2 separate regions of the Homo sapiens genome follow, and region 2 is linked to region 1. A link is a contact called in ENCODE Hi-C or POLR2A ChIA-PET data. All regions are on one chromosome and are shown on one strand. Each heading gives the region's core, a stretch centred on a gene start or an enhancer-like site at or near the end of the contact. The rest is flanking DNA. Distances are from core to core; before and after follow the strand shown.

Region 1 (6,169 bases), core at 601-3,100:
TATAAACTCTCCAGCATTAAGAGCAAAATCCTCTAAATAGCTTATCTCTCAGCTTAATCCCTTTACAGCAGAACTACTCAAGGAGAAGAGAGAGGGTAGGAGAGTAGGAGGGAACGTATGTAAGTGTGAAGGTAACACAATTATCTAGAGAAATTTAAAAATAGACTTCACTCCTACCCAGGTCCTACCCACTTCTCCACATCCCAAACCCCCATAACCAGACTCAAAAAAACCCTGATTCTAACTGTGCTCTCTGCCTCGAGAGCCTCTGCTTTAAGATAACTCCTGGAGTCAAGAAAGGGCCTCTCTCTTGTGCATTTCTCCAGATTTCCGAGACACTGCAGGAAGAGGCTCTGTCCCTCATAAGGCTCAGGCCCTGCTACAATCCATGCAGCCCCCAGATACATCCCAGGCAACTGCTAAATTCAAGCCACTCTAAAACATTTCATAATTCTGCAGGAAGATTTGCCCAATTAATTAACGACACCATGATGCTGTTAACAGCAACTGCAAGTAATTCCAGAAAGCATCAGACCCCAGCTAAGGAATATAAAACCAGGACATTCACAGTCTTCCAAAACTACACACACGTCCAGTTAATGATGGCATAACCAACTTTAACCAAGATTGAACACCTAAATGAAATGAAAATGACTACATCAAAAGCAGAAGTAAAAACTGGATGGAAAGACATATCTGCTAACTGTCCCACATCTATATTGAAAGATTCAAGGAGACTAAAATTAAGCAGCTTTTGAAATGTCAGCTTTCATTCTGTGCAAACTGCAGAGTCTGGGCTAGAAACCTGCCTCTGGCAGGCTGCAAAACCCTGGGGTAAGTTATTGAACCTTTCTCAGGCTTCATTTCCTCACCTAAAAGTGGGATTCGTAACTGTCTCCCCTCAGGAGCCTGCTGCAATGAGATAGTAAGTAGGGTAAGCCCTCAGACAGTGTTAGCCCCAGTATCCTTAACACCCCGCCTTCCAATTTAGCCACAAGCTACCAAAATCACCAATAGTTCAATATGTACTTTAATATGCTCTGAACCAAAAATTTTCAACATCCTTTTTACAACACATTTATAGCCTTACATTAAAAAAAGTTCTTATTAAATCAAGTGGAGGACTTCAGAAAACTACATATAGTAAACCATACTAATAAAATATCAAATAAACTAATAAAATATAAATTATAATAAAAGTTAGTATTAAAAATTATAGATTTATATAGTATAAGAAATATGTATTATATATGATCTATAGTATATAAATATATAAGAAATATATGAAGTAAAAATATTTAGAATATAATAAAATTATAGGCCAGGTGTGATGGCGCACATCTGTAATCCTGGCACTTTGGGAGGCCAAGGCTGGAGGATCACTTGAGGCCAGGAGTTTGAGACAAGCCTGGGCAACAAAGACAACTCCCTCTACCCCGAACTCCCTACAAAAAAATGAAAATCAATAAAAATTAGCCAGGCATGGTGGTGTTCACCTGTAGTCCCTGCTACTCAGGAGGCTGAGGCTGGCAGATTGCTCGTGACCAAGAGTGTGAGGTAGCACTGAGCTATGATCACGCCACTGCACTCCAGCCTGAGCGACAGAGCGAGACTCTGTCTAAAAAAAAAAAGAAAAACTGTGTATACACACACACACACACACACACACACACACACACACACACACACAAACAAAATATCAATTCCAGTGGCCAAAACTAATGAAAAATAAGTTTCATAAAGCCAGCAGTGATATACATTTCTAGCATGAATATACAAACTCTTAATGTGCCTTTTAATCACATCTGACACAAATGCAGAATCAAGTGAGAAGCCATCACTCTCTAACAGTCAACCAGAGATAGAAGAGAACATGCAACTGATTTAAAGATATTTCTCCTAAAACCTTGAGATCACAAATAAGTTCTAAGCCAAAAAAGATAGGAGAAACTGGTTTTTTAAAAAATTTTTTACCTGTTGCTAGGGTAACAGGATTTTGGCAGGAAGTCAAAGTCGCCATAGCTAAAAGATGAGTTTTAAAAGGATAAAAATCTATTATATCCCTACATTTAGATTAAATAAGAGACTTTGTAGTAAGGCATGCCTAATGACAACAGGATGAACTCTAACAGTAAAAGAATGAAAATGAAACCATCTGGCAATGAACTATGCAAACTAGACAGTATTTCAGTATTTTTATCCCCTTAACTAATGGCCATCACCACAGTACAGCACGAAGACAGAAACAACATGGAGATGTAACGTTTTATTTCACAAAGTTATCTAAACAAGTTTCAGGGAGATTAAGGGGGGCAATTATGCCCTACCACACATTTCATACACATGGCTAGGTTCCAGGTTGTGTGGGTGAGCACCTTTTAAATTTTTTTTTTTTTTTTTTTTTGAGACAGGGTCTCACTCTGTTGCCCACACTGGAGTGCAGTGACACGACTGCGGCTCACTGCAGCCTCAAGCTCTGGGCTCTAGCAATCCTCCTGCCTCAGCCTCTGAAAGTGTTAGGATTACAGGCGTGAGCCACTGCACCCGGCCAAGTGGGCACTTTAAAAATTTATATACATACACACACACACACACACACACACACACACACACACACACACATTTTTTTCTTTTAAATACTGTGCAAGTGAGAGTCTCTGTAAAGCTCCTCAGTCAATCTGATTCTAAGCATGGTGGTCCCAAACTAGGAAATGCAAGCTGATTGCCTTGCCATTCTTTTCAAAAGTAACAACAGCACACCTGCCTCAGTGGCTGTGGTCATCTCTCCACACTCTGATCCTTTCATTCTCCCACTTTCCTTCACTGCCACTGCTGTCTTTCACCTACATCTCTGAGTGAACTGAAAGTGAATTTCAGAATGGGAAAGGCTACAAAATAGCAAGTATTCAAATCACCTATCACCTGCACCCTGTATGGAAAATGCAGATGAAATCTATGGACTTTTCTTAAAGGCTTTAGGAACAGAAACATTAAGACATCCTAAAATCATTTATAATCAGGCTTTAAATTATATTGAACAGACTTACTAATGCTGTAAATCCAACATCCAGAGAGTTGTGTCCCCTGCCTTCACCACCAAGAGTGAACGTTGGGTGGAGTCTTTAAACAAATACACTTGAGATCAACCTTCCCCAAAACATAAACTCAACAAAGGTGTGTTGGTGCTATAGCAGTCACACAGTGAGGGCCACAGCAATGAGCATCAGCAGCAAGGGCAGGTGTGCGGCAGATCCCAGGTGGTATGAGTGTTCCCAGCCCTGCCACAACACTGGAATCACCTGGAAGCTTTAAGAATGCCAGGGCCGGCTGGGTGCGGTGGCTCACGCCTGTAATCCCAGCACTTTGGGAGGCCGAGGCGGGCAGATCACGAGGTCAGAAGATCGAGACCATCCTGGCTAACATGGTGAAACCCCGTCTCTACTAAAAATACAAAAAATTAGCCGGGCGTGGTGGTGGGCGCCTGTAGTCCCAGCTATTCAGGAGGCTGAGGCAGGAGAATCGCTTGAACCCAGGGTGGGAGCTTGCAGTGAGTCGAGATGGCGTCACTGTACTCCAGCCTGGGCGACAGAGAAAGACTCCATCTCAAAAAAAAAAAAAGAATGCCAGGGCCAGGTCCCACCCCTAGTGATGCCAATTAGCTGGTCTGGTGAGCACCAAGTGTGCTGGGCCGTAGGCTCTCCGGGTGATTCTCGTGTGCAGCTACCAAGTCAGACTCACTGCTCCCCCTGTAGCCTTCCTGCTGACAAGGACTTCTTCCTAGAAGTTCTGTTTCGATCCACAAATTAGATTAACTGTGAAACCAAATGCTTTCCACAGAGACTTGGTTAGTCCATGGAATGACTTTTAGACTGTGACTGGTTTAAAATATCCACCTCACACTAGCAATGGCTACTACATAGATTACCACTGGTAGTTTCCTTTCATTCCAGTGTCCGAGGAGAAAGGTCACATTGGCCCTAGAATCCATTTTTTTTTTTTTTAGACAGAGTCTCGCTCTGTCATCCAGGCTGGAGCGCAGTGGCGTAATCTCGGCTCACCGCAACCTTCACCTCCCGGGTTTAAACAATTCTCCTGCCTCAGCCTCCTGAGTAGCTGGGACTACAGATGCCCGCCACCATGCCCAGCTAATTTTTGTATTTTTGGTAGAGGTGGGGTTTCACCATATTGGCCAGGCTGGTCTCAAACTCCTGACCTCAAATGATACATCCACCTCGGACTCCCAAAAGTGCTGGGATTACAGGCATGACCCACCATGCCCAGCCGACCCTAGAATCCCTTCTATTCCATTATTTTACAGATGAGCATCTGGCCACTACCTGAATACTTCCAGCAACAGATAGGCAGACATTTCACTCATGCATGGCCCCAGCTGGTCTGGAATTATCACATGCTGGTCCTCACATGGAGGACATCTATCTGAAGACAGCTATCAAAGCTCCCCTTAACCCCAACTTCTCTCTTCCTCCTGCCACTGTTTCTAGACTCAGCATTCTGCTTACCCTCCTCTGCTAGTTGTCAGCATCCATCTTAAATCGATGCAATGGAACCTTTCCCTGTTTAGATTCACTGTGGCCACCTTACTGCAGGTGACAAATACTACTTGTCATTCCCTCCCCTTTGCGGTACACGCGGGAATATACTTGGGGCTGCTCACATAATTCATTCTGGGCAATGACTCGTGTTGTGCATCATATCCAGAATAACGAGCGTGTAAAGACCAGGCAGGACTCGCCAGTCTTTTTTTCAGTAACACCTACGTTGAGACAATGGGGCTGAAAGAAACAGCCTTGATCACTGAGTTACCAGTGGAAGGGATGACTGCCCCGGAGAAATGCAAACTCTGCATAGCAAACTCTGTATGTGCAAGAAATGAACTTTTATTGGATAAATCAATGGGCTTTGGGGGATTGTACTGCCACTCAGACTAAGCCAGTAGTTCGCAAAGCATGGTCCCAAGATGAGCAGCATCAGCATCAGCATCAGCTAGGGCTTGTGAGAAATGCAAATGATCGGGTTCCATCCCAGACCTGCTGAATCAGAAGCTGTGGGGTAGAGGCCAGCAACTAGCTGAACAAGCCTTCCAGTTAATTCTGACGCACACTCCAATCTTGGGAACCGCCAGCTAGATTATGGTGCCAAGTCAAAGGAAGGGTGTTAGCTTTCCTTGATATGAATGCTACATCAGCAGCCACAAAGAAGGATGGGTTATAGCAAGATAGTCAAATAAAGACAGAATACTTTTTCATAGAACTTAGCTAAGCCATATCTACCTCACATAATATCTGTGTACTTTTATTTTTTTTTTAAGTGAAAAGCTCTGCATTTAAGATCTGCCTTGCAAAATCCCTCCTAGCTTCTCTTCCTATAATTAAGTCATTGATAGAAAGACTGAGGAAAATCTGATCCAAGATGGAAGCTTTCTCTCCAACAAGGCAGTGAGCCATGAGTCAGCTATCCATGCAATATTTCACCCAGGCCCTCCTGCACTACACTGTACAGAACAGTATCAAAACAGACAGAATCTGTCAACAGTTTTGCTGAAACCCAGTTTCTGTCTAGAGGGTTATTCTACCTACCAACTGGTCCCTCTGTAAAGAAAAGGAGATTGATCTGCAATCACATGTTCTTAGTCTTCGCCTAGTTCTTTTGCCCAGTGCTCAGGCAGGAACCAGCTACTTCACCATCTGTTCTCTGAAATGGCTGTGCTCAAGTAAGGTCAGATAGACTTTATCTGAAATCTTCCGAATCTATCCAACCTTCTCCTTTCACACAAGCAGGGTATCTGGCCACAGCTCATTCTCCATGACATGCATATATTTGCAATCTCCTTTCACCCCATGTAAAGATGGAAAATTGGCCCAGTACAATGGCTCACACCTGTAATCCCGACACTTTGGAAGGCCAAGATGAGACGATCACTTGAGCTCAGGAATTCAAGACCAGCCTGGGCATCAGAAGGCATCTCTACCAAAAAATTTTTTTAAATTAGTCAAGCAGGCCAGGCGCAGTGGCTCATGCCTGTAATCCCACTTGAGGTCAGGAGTTCAAGACCAGCCTGGGCAACAGGGTGAAACCCTGTCTCTACTAAAGATACAAAAATTAGCTGGGCGTGGTGGCACGCACCTGTAATCCCAGCTACTTAGGAGGC
Region 2 (6,595 bases), core at 3,416-5,915, 67 kb before region 1:
TTTCAAGGAAAAATAAATGTTAGGTCCTGGCTTCACTAACCATGATGAGAGAGAATTCGGCTCTTTGGATAACGAAAATACAATACCCAGGTATCACTATATACCTGGCAGCCAGGTACCTGATTTATACCTAGAGGGAGTGAAAGGAGCCACTAGACACTGGCCTGGAAAGCTTACTGATGGGAGGTTACACACAGTGTGTCTAAAACAGAAGGAAGTCTGCTCGTGGGAAGGCTGCCAGTCTCCCATCCTTTGGCCAACGTGATCCCGCCATACCAAAGAATGTCTCTTCCCTGACTGCTCCTAGAGTAAAGGCTCATCAACTCTCCGCACCCAAAGACAGCCATGCAGTCATCTGACTGGTGTGTCCCGAGATGATCCAAAGAAGACTCAAGACACGAATGCCATTCAGTGCAGAGCAGGTGCCACCTGGTGCCTTTGTAGTCCAGATGGCTGGCACATTCTTCTGCCAAGAAAAGCACTCCAGAGCATGAGCCACGGCTCCTAGAAACCCTGGGCAAGAGCAAAGATGTTACTGTCCACCTTGACTGCCAGGGTATCCACACACCACCCCGCAACAAGAACCAAAGCACAATCCACAGATCTTGGCAGTTACTCGGAGGCTCTCTTGCTCTGACCCTGGGCTTCTCAGCTCAGCCTCCGTGGTTCCATCTTCATCTATCTGTGGACTTTCATACTTGGTATCCCTCCCTTTTGAATCTTGACTTTCCCTAACAGACTTGACCTGAGTTTGGTGCCCCACATGCTTTGCACAGAATACGCTGCCCAAGCTCAGGCCCCAGAGATGCCAACCCCTGACCCCAGTCCTGCTTGACGAAGAGTTGAGGGAAGGAGAACGCAGACATCAGTAAGAATCGATGTGATACACAAAGCAAGACTTTCACTTGAAAGAACACCCCTGCAATCCTGAGGACTAGTTACTTATGAATAATGAGCCAGGTGCGGTGGCTCACGTCTGTAATCCCAGCACTTTGGGAGGCCGAGGCAGGTGGATCACTTGAGGTCAGGAGTTTGAGACCAGCCTGACCAACATGAAACCCCATCTCTACTAAAAATACAGTTAGCCGGGCATGGTGGTGCATGCCTGTAGTCCCAGCTACTCCGGAAGCTGAGGCAGGAGAATCACTTGAACCCAGGAGGTGGAGGTTGCAGTGAGCTGAGACTGCACCACTGCATTCTAGCCTGGGTGACAGAGTGAGACTCCGTCTCAAAAATAATAATAATAATAATAATAATAATAATAATAATAATGAATAACAACCCTAACGTAGGTCAAAGTATAGGCATGAAAACAGAAGGACCAGTGGCACAGGAGCTTAGGGCACAGGCCATATAGCCAGATGCTCCTGGCTCTGATTCTGTCATTTATCAGCTCTGTGACCCCCGGCAAGTGAATTAACCTCTCTGTGTCTAAGTTTCCACATCTGCAAAATAATCAAAGTAGATTTTAAAGGATTATCATGAAGAACAAATGAGATAATGCTTATAAATCACATTAAATAGAGGCAACCTAGTATGTACTCGTGAGAACACAGCTACTACTACCACTGTTTTAAGCCCTATCACTTTAAGAATGGTTAATACCATCTTCTTAATTCATTCCCTTTCTTAAAGAATTTAATGTTTACCTATCTGAGAACGAAGCAAGTGTCTGGAATTGCAAAACAGGGGCCTCCAAGCTCAAGCCGGCTCTGAGAGACTCACATTTCCTCCTGGACAGAGCCCCGTGCCTTCAACATTGTGGGCACAAAGAAGTCTTTGCAGAATTAAAACTTATTCACAAATGAGGTCTGGCTCATAACCAAACTCTGGAAATCTAAGGCAATTTCTTAAATTGAAGAATTTAACTACCTAACATTTTGAAGTTCCAGCCGTGAATACAAGTTTTTCCATTTAAGTCACTTTGTGATTGCGTCTCTGTCTGAAGTCACCACACCCACCCTTTTCATTCACAGGGGTTTTCACTCAGGAATTGGCCACAACTACAGCACAACCAGCAGCCTCCTAGAGCTGATTCACCTGCTCCTCCTCAGTTTCCCGAGCAGTGGAGAGATACAGGACCCGGGCTCTGCCAGGTTTGGCCAACTTCTTTAGCCTCCCTGAGCCTCAGTTTCCTCGCTTTTAGAATGGGTATAATTTTTGGTAGGGTTGTAATGGGGATTCTAGAACATCAAATATCTGGTTTGATGCCTCATGTGGCAAGCTAGTGCTCAATATGTTTTGTTACTATGTTTTTTCCATCTAAATTCTGCTAGTGAATGAACTTACCCATCAGTGGTTTATAAAGGTTTCTGAAAATAACTGGTCTAGAGGGAGGACAACCTCCCTGAGGCTCATTTAGCTCATTTGTAAATGGAAAGTGTTATAAACAATAAGAACGTGGGGAGGATTGGCTGAAATGATGCATGCAATCACCGGTTCTCAAAGCAGAGGTCTCTGAGCCAGCAGCTTCAACATCACCTGGGAACTTATTAGAAATGCAGATTCCCAGGCCCCACCACAGACTTACCAGGTCAGAGTCTTTGGGTCAGGGCCCAGGAATCTGTGCTGTAATAGTCTTCCAGGTGACTCTGATGCACTCCAAAGTTGAAGACCCATTGGTTGTGACAATGCTCTAAAAAACTTTGCAGCCACTTCCGGTTTGCTCAATCACAGTGAGCCCACTTTAAGCAACAGGCCGTTAAGTAAGAGCCCTGTTGCCCAGGGGCTGAATCCATAGCTATGTATGTATGTCATGAAAACTTCCTTATACATTCACTCATATTGTTCTCATCTAAAGAGCAAAGGACAGGCTCATGTGACGGGAAAGCATTCTAAGCAAATGCAATGGTTATTTGGAGGATAAAGAGTCAGGAATCCAAATACCCAATTTAGCTCTAAACTTCTAGAAGACACGGTGGTCTTATGTTGATTTGACTCACTGATTAACGTAAAAGTGGAGAGAGAAAAAAATGCTGAATCTCTGGGTCTCTCCGAATTGATTTTTATTTTCAAACATTCAGAGATGTGATATTTTACCTTTGATGGGTTTTTGTTTGTTTTTTCTTTTTGAGACAGGGTCTGGCTCTATCCCCCAGGCTGGAGTGCAGTGATATGAACTCAGTTCACTGCAACCTCCATCTCCAGGCTCATGCAATCCTCCTGGCTCAGCCTCCTGGGTAGCTGGGACTACAGGCACACACCGCCATGCCCGGCTAATTTTTGTATTTTTTGTAGAGACGAGGTTTTGCCACATTGCCCATGCTGGTCTTGAACTCCTGGGTGCAAGCAATCTTCCTGCCTCAGCCTCCCAAAATGTGGGGATTATGGGCGTGAGCCACCACGCCCAGCATCCTTTAATGGTATTAAGTACAAAAATTAAAAACTTGTTATGGCAACAGAACATGGAAAACCCCTATTTTGAGACCACATTTCAATGTGCCTGCTAAAAGAAAGCTAACATAACGTTAATGTCCTGATCATAGGGTGCCTCATTTTGGGTGAGGAACCTAAAGTTTCAGTCCCTAACACCATACCAGGTGTGTCTGGCCTAAATCCTGTGATCCAGCCTTAAAAGGTCGGGCTCTGAGGGCCAGCCTAGCAGAGATGAGCACAATGGTGAATTCTAATGACTGTGGGCTCCACTCCCATCAGAGAGTTGGAAGCACGTGGCATGTCCCTGCAACCCAGCTCTGTGGACGTGGCATGTCCCTGCAACCCAGCTCTGTGGACGTGGTATGTCCCTGCGATCCAGCTGACCCTGCTGCTCACTGAGCGAGGTCAGAGCAGCCCAAGCATGTAGCCTTGGCAGATTTAAGCCCCTACCCTTTCTTTCCTCTCGTGGCTTAACCGAAGAGAATGAGGAAACAAGGAATGAATTTAGGAGGAGGTGGTAAGTGCTCATGATCTCATTTAATTCCTTCCACAGATCCCATTCTATGCCCCTGTTTTACACATGTGGAAACTGAGGTTCATAGAGGTCACACAATCTGACCAAGGTGAGAGTTAGCAATCAAAGCATGTTTGACTGGGTCACAGGATCCCTGAGCATGTGCTCTTTCTGCCACTCCGACTGTGGAACTGTCTACAGGCTGCCGGTGTGGGAGTGCGGGGTTGGGGGCGGGGAGTGGCACAGAGACAGAGGTCTAGAACCACATCGTGTGAAGTAATTGAGGGGTTCTGAGACTTGGACAGGGCCGTCATAACTGCCCTCAACATCTGATGGGGCTGCAATAGAAACAAGAGAGCATGATTATTTTCTGGGCCCTAGAAGGCAAAACCAGGGCCCCTGGTGGGAATTACAGGACAGCAGGGATTGCCTCTCATTCAGAAGCCTGACAGCCAGCACTTCCCATCACAGATGGGTCCACAGGAAGCCACCCGGCTGCTAGAGCTGCTTCCAGCTTTGGGAAAGAGGTTGTGCCAGGGACCTCTAGGCCTTCTTGGCTCCTTCTTATATCATATCTCTGCTTACACATACATGTGTTTTGTTTTTCTTATTGTTGAGCTTTTTGTTGGTGTTGCTACTGTTTTTCTTTTGGCCTTAAGACCCGAATAGGGCTGGGCGCAGTGGCCCACGCCTAGAATCCCAGCACTTTGGAAGGTTGAGGCGAGTGGATCATTTGAGCCCGGGAGCTTGAGACCAGCCTGGGCAGCACATGGCAAAACCCCATCTCTACTAAAAATACAAAGATCATTTGAGCCAGGAGGCGGAGATGGCAGTGAGCTGAGATCATGCCACTGCACTCCAGCCTGGGTGACAGAGGGAGACCCTGTCCCAAAAAAAAAAAAAAAAAAAAAATCTGAATAGGATTTGAGAAAATAATTTCTATGCCTTCCACAGTAGGCATATTCCCTGAAGCTACTTATCATTTATTCATATCCATTCATATCCTTCTAGTTCATTCACTGAAATTTCTTTTCTTTTCTTTTCTTTTCTTTTTTTGAGACAGTCTTGCTCTTGTCACCCAGGCTGGAGTGCAGTGGCACGATCTCAGCTCATTGCAACCTTTGCCTCCTGGGTTCAAGCAATTCTCCTGCCTCAGCCTCCCGAATAGCCAGGATTACAGGCACCCACCACCATGCCTGGCTAATTTTTGTATTTTTAGAAGAGACGAGGTTTCACCATGTTGGCCAGGTTAGTCTCGAACTCTTGACCTCAGGTGATCCACCCGCCTCGGCCTCCCAAAGTGCTGGGATTAGAGGGGTGAGCCACCGAGCCCAGCCATTTCATTTTTATTTTTATCCCCCTAGTTGCAGTAAGAAAGGATAATTGTGTGGACCTAAAAGAAATCTGTCAAATATTATTCCATGCTCTGTTCTTTTTTTTTTTTGATTCAGGGTCTTACTCTGTTGCCTGGCTAATTTTTAATTTTTTTTTTTTTTTGTAGAGATGGGGGTCTTGCTGCATTACACAGGCTGGCCTCAAACTCCCGAGCTCAATCAGTCCTCCCACCTTGACATCCCAAAAGTGCTAGGATTACGGGCATAAGCCACTGAGCCCGACCCTCTTATTCCACATGTTCTGAAGGTACTTGAGTGACCAGGCTTTTTTGTGTGAGAGAGAGACACATTCTGTTTGCCTTGGTGTATAGGTAGGCAGGTAGAAATGAAGGCAATGCTCCTGATTTTTCACTAAAACCCAATGCAGTCTATCTCATCAAAATCCGGCCTCTCACTACCTATGCTGGGTTAATCTGTTTCTGGCTCACACATAGCATGCTGTGTGAATTAGCTTGTGTTGCACACTCAACACCCTCCCTTCAGTTTCTATGTAAATCACTCCCCTTCCTGGTGATGTCAGGAAGCTTCTACGGGTCATGTGTGTAAGTGTGACACTGAAAGCAGACACTGTGGCCATGGAATTGTTCCTTAGAGAATTGCTGCAGTGAAACCCCAAGCCCTGTTCTAGTCTTTGATCAGCACAAAAACACACTGGATAATTGTACCCACAAAATAAAGCAGCATTTTTAGCGACCTTGCCTGACCTTAGCATGCTGCTGGTAAACAAAGATGGGACTGTCAAGAGCGGAGATCCAACCTCCACACTGACATTTGGAAGCTGCCGGGCGTTTGCTAGAAGCCAGCACTGTAGGCATTCGTTTCCAACTGCACACTCGGCTAAGTCACTTCTCCTGGGTGGTCTTAGTTTCATTCAAATGCCTACTTTTTCCTCTGCTGGAGGCTGCTGACAGGAGGAGATGTGCCCGGCAGTGTGTCCGTGGGATTCTGCTTCTTTGTTCATTGCTCTCCGCCTCGCTCAGTGGCAGACTCCCGTAAGTGGCCAGAGGTTCCCCGTGTTCCCGCGATGTCCTGCAGGCTGACCCCCATTCCCTAGCTGCCACGCAGACTGTTCCAGCCGGAGGGAGGATGAGACCCAGCAAGGTGATGAACCTGCAGGAAGAAGACACAACAGCTGTGCCTTCCCTCATCTCAGGACACCGAAACAAGACGCCGAGAAAACGGGCCTGTGAAAAGCAAACCGCTGCATACTTACGTAGAAAAACCTTTAACAATTTTAAGGATGGAGAATGATGCTGTAAGAATAAAACTAATGAAAAAAGAGAAAAAATATAAAGGAAAATATTAATGGATT

What was found. A loop is a pair of places that touch in the nucleus more often than their neighbours do. ChIA-PET counts read pairs that join two places held with the same protein, here RNA polymerase II (POLR2A). Pooled maps may share reads with other maps.
Region 2: POLR2A ChIA-PET joins it to region 1 with 10 read pairs in activated B cell. The contact joins two enhancer-like sites. A Hi-C loop is called at or near these places in 1 of 50 pooled maps. POLR2A ChIA-PET finds 5 or more read pairs at or near these places in 4 of 52 experiments (AG04450, H1, activated B cell and 1 more).

What each region holds. Positions count from the first base shown.
Region 1 is chr18:58,960,057-58,966,225 of GRCh38, reverse strand. All of the region lies in intron 7 of ZNF532 (zinc finger protein 532), which reads right to left. Among named protein-coding and RNA genes, the nearest start is that of ZNF532, 98 kb to the right of the region's middle. Within about 2 kb of position 1,850, at least 4 of the 41 ENCODE cell types and tissues checked have a DNase peak (open chromatin) inside an H3K27ac peak, as active enhancers do.
Region 2 is chr18:59,029,586-59,036,180 of GRCh38, reverse strand. It overlaps the pseudogene OACYLP. Among named protein-coding and RNA genes, the nearest start is that of SEC11C, 110 kb to the left of the region's middle. Within about 2 kb of position 4,665, at least 3 of the 41 ENCODE cell types and tissues checked have a DNase peak (open chromatin) inside an H3K27ac peak, as active enhancers do.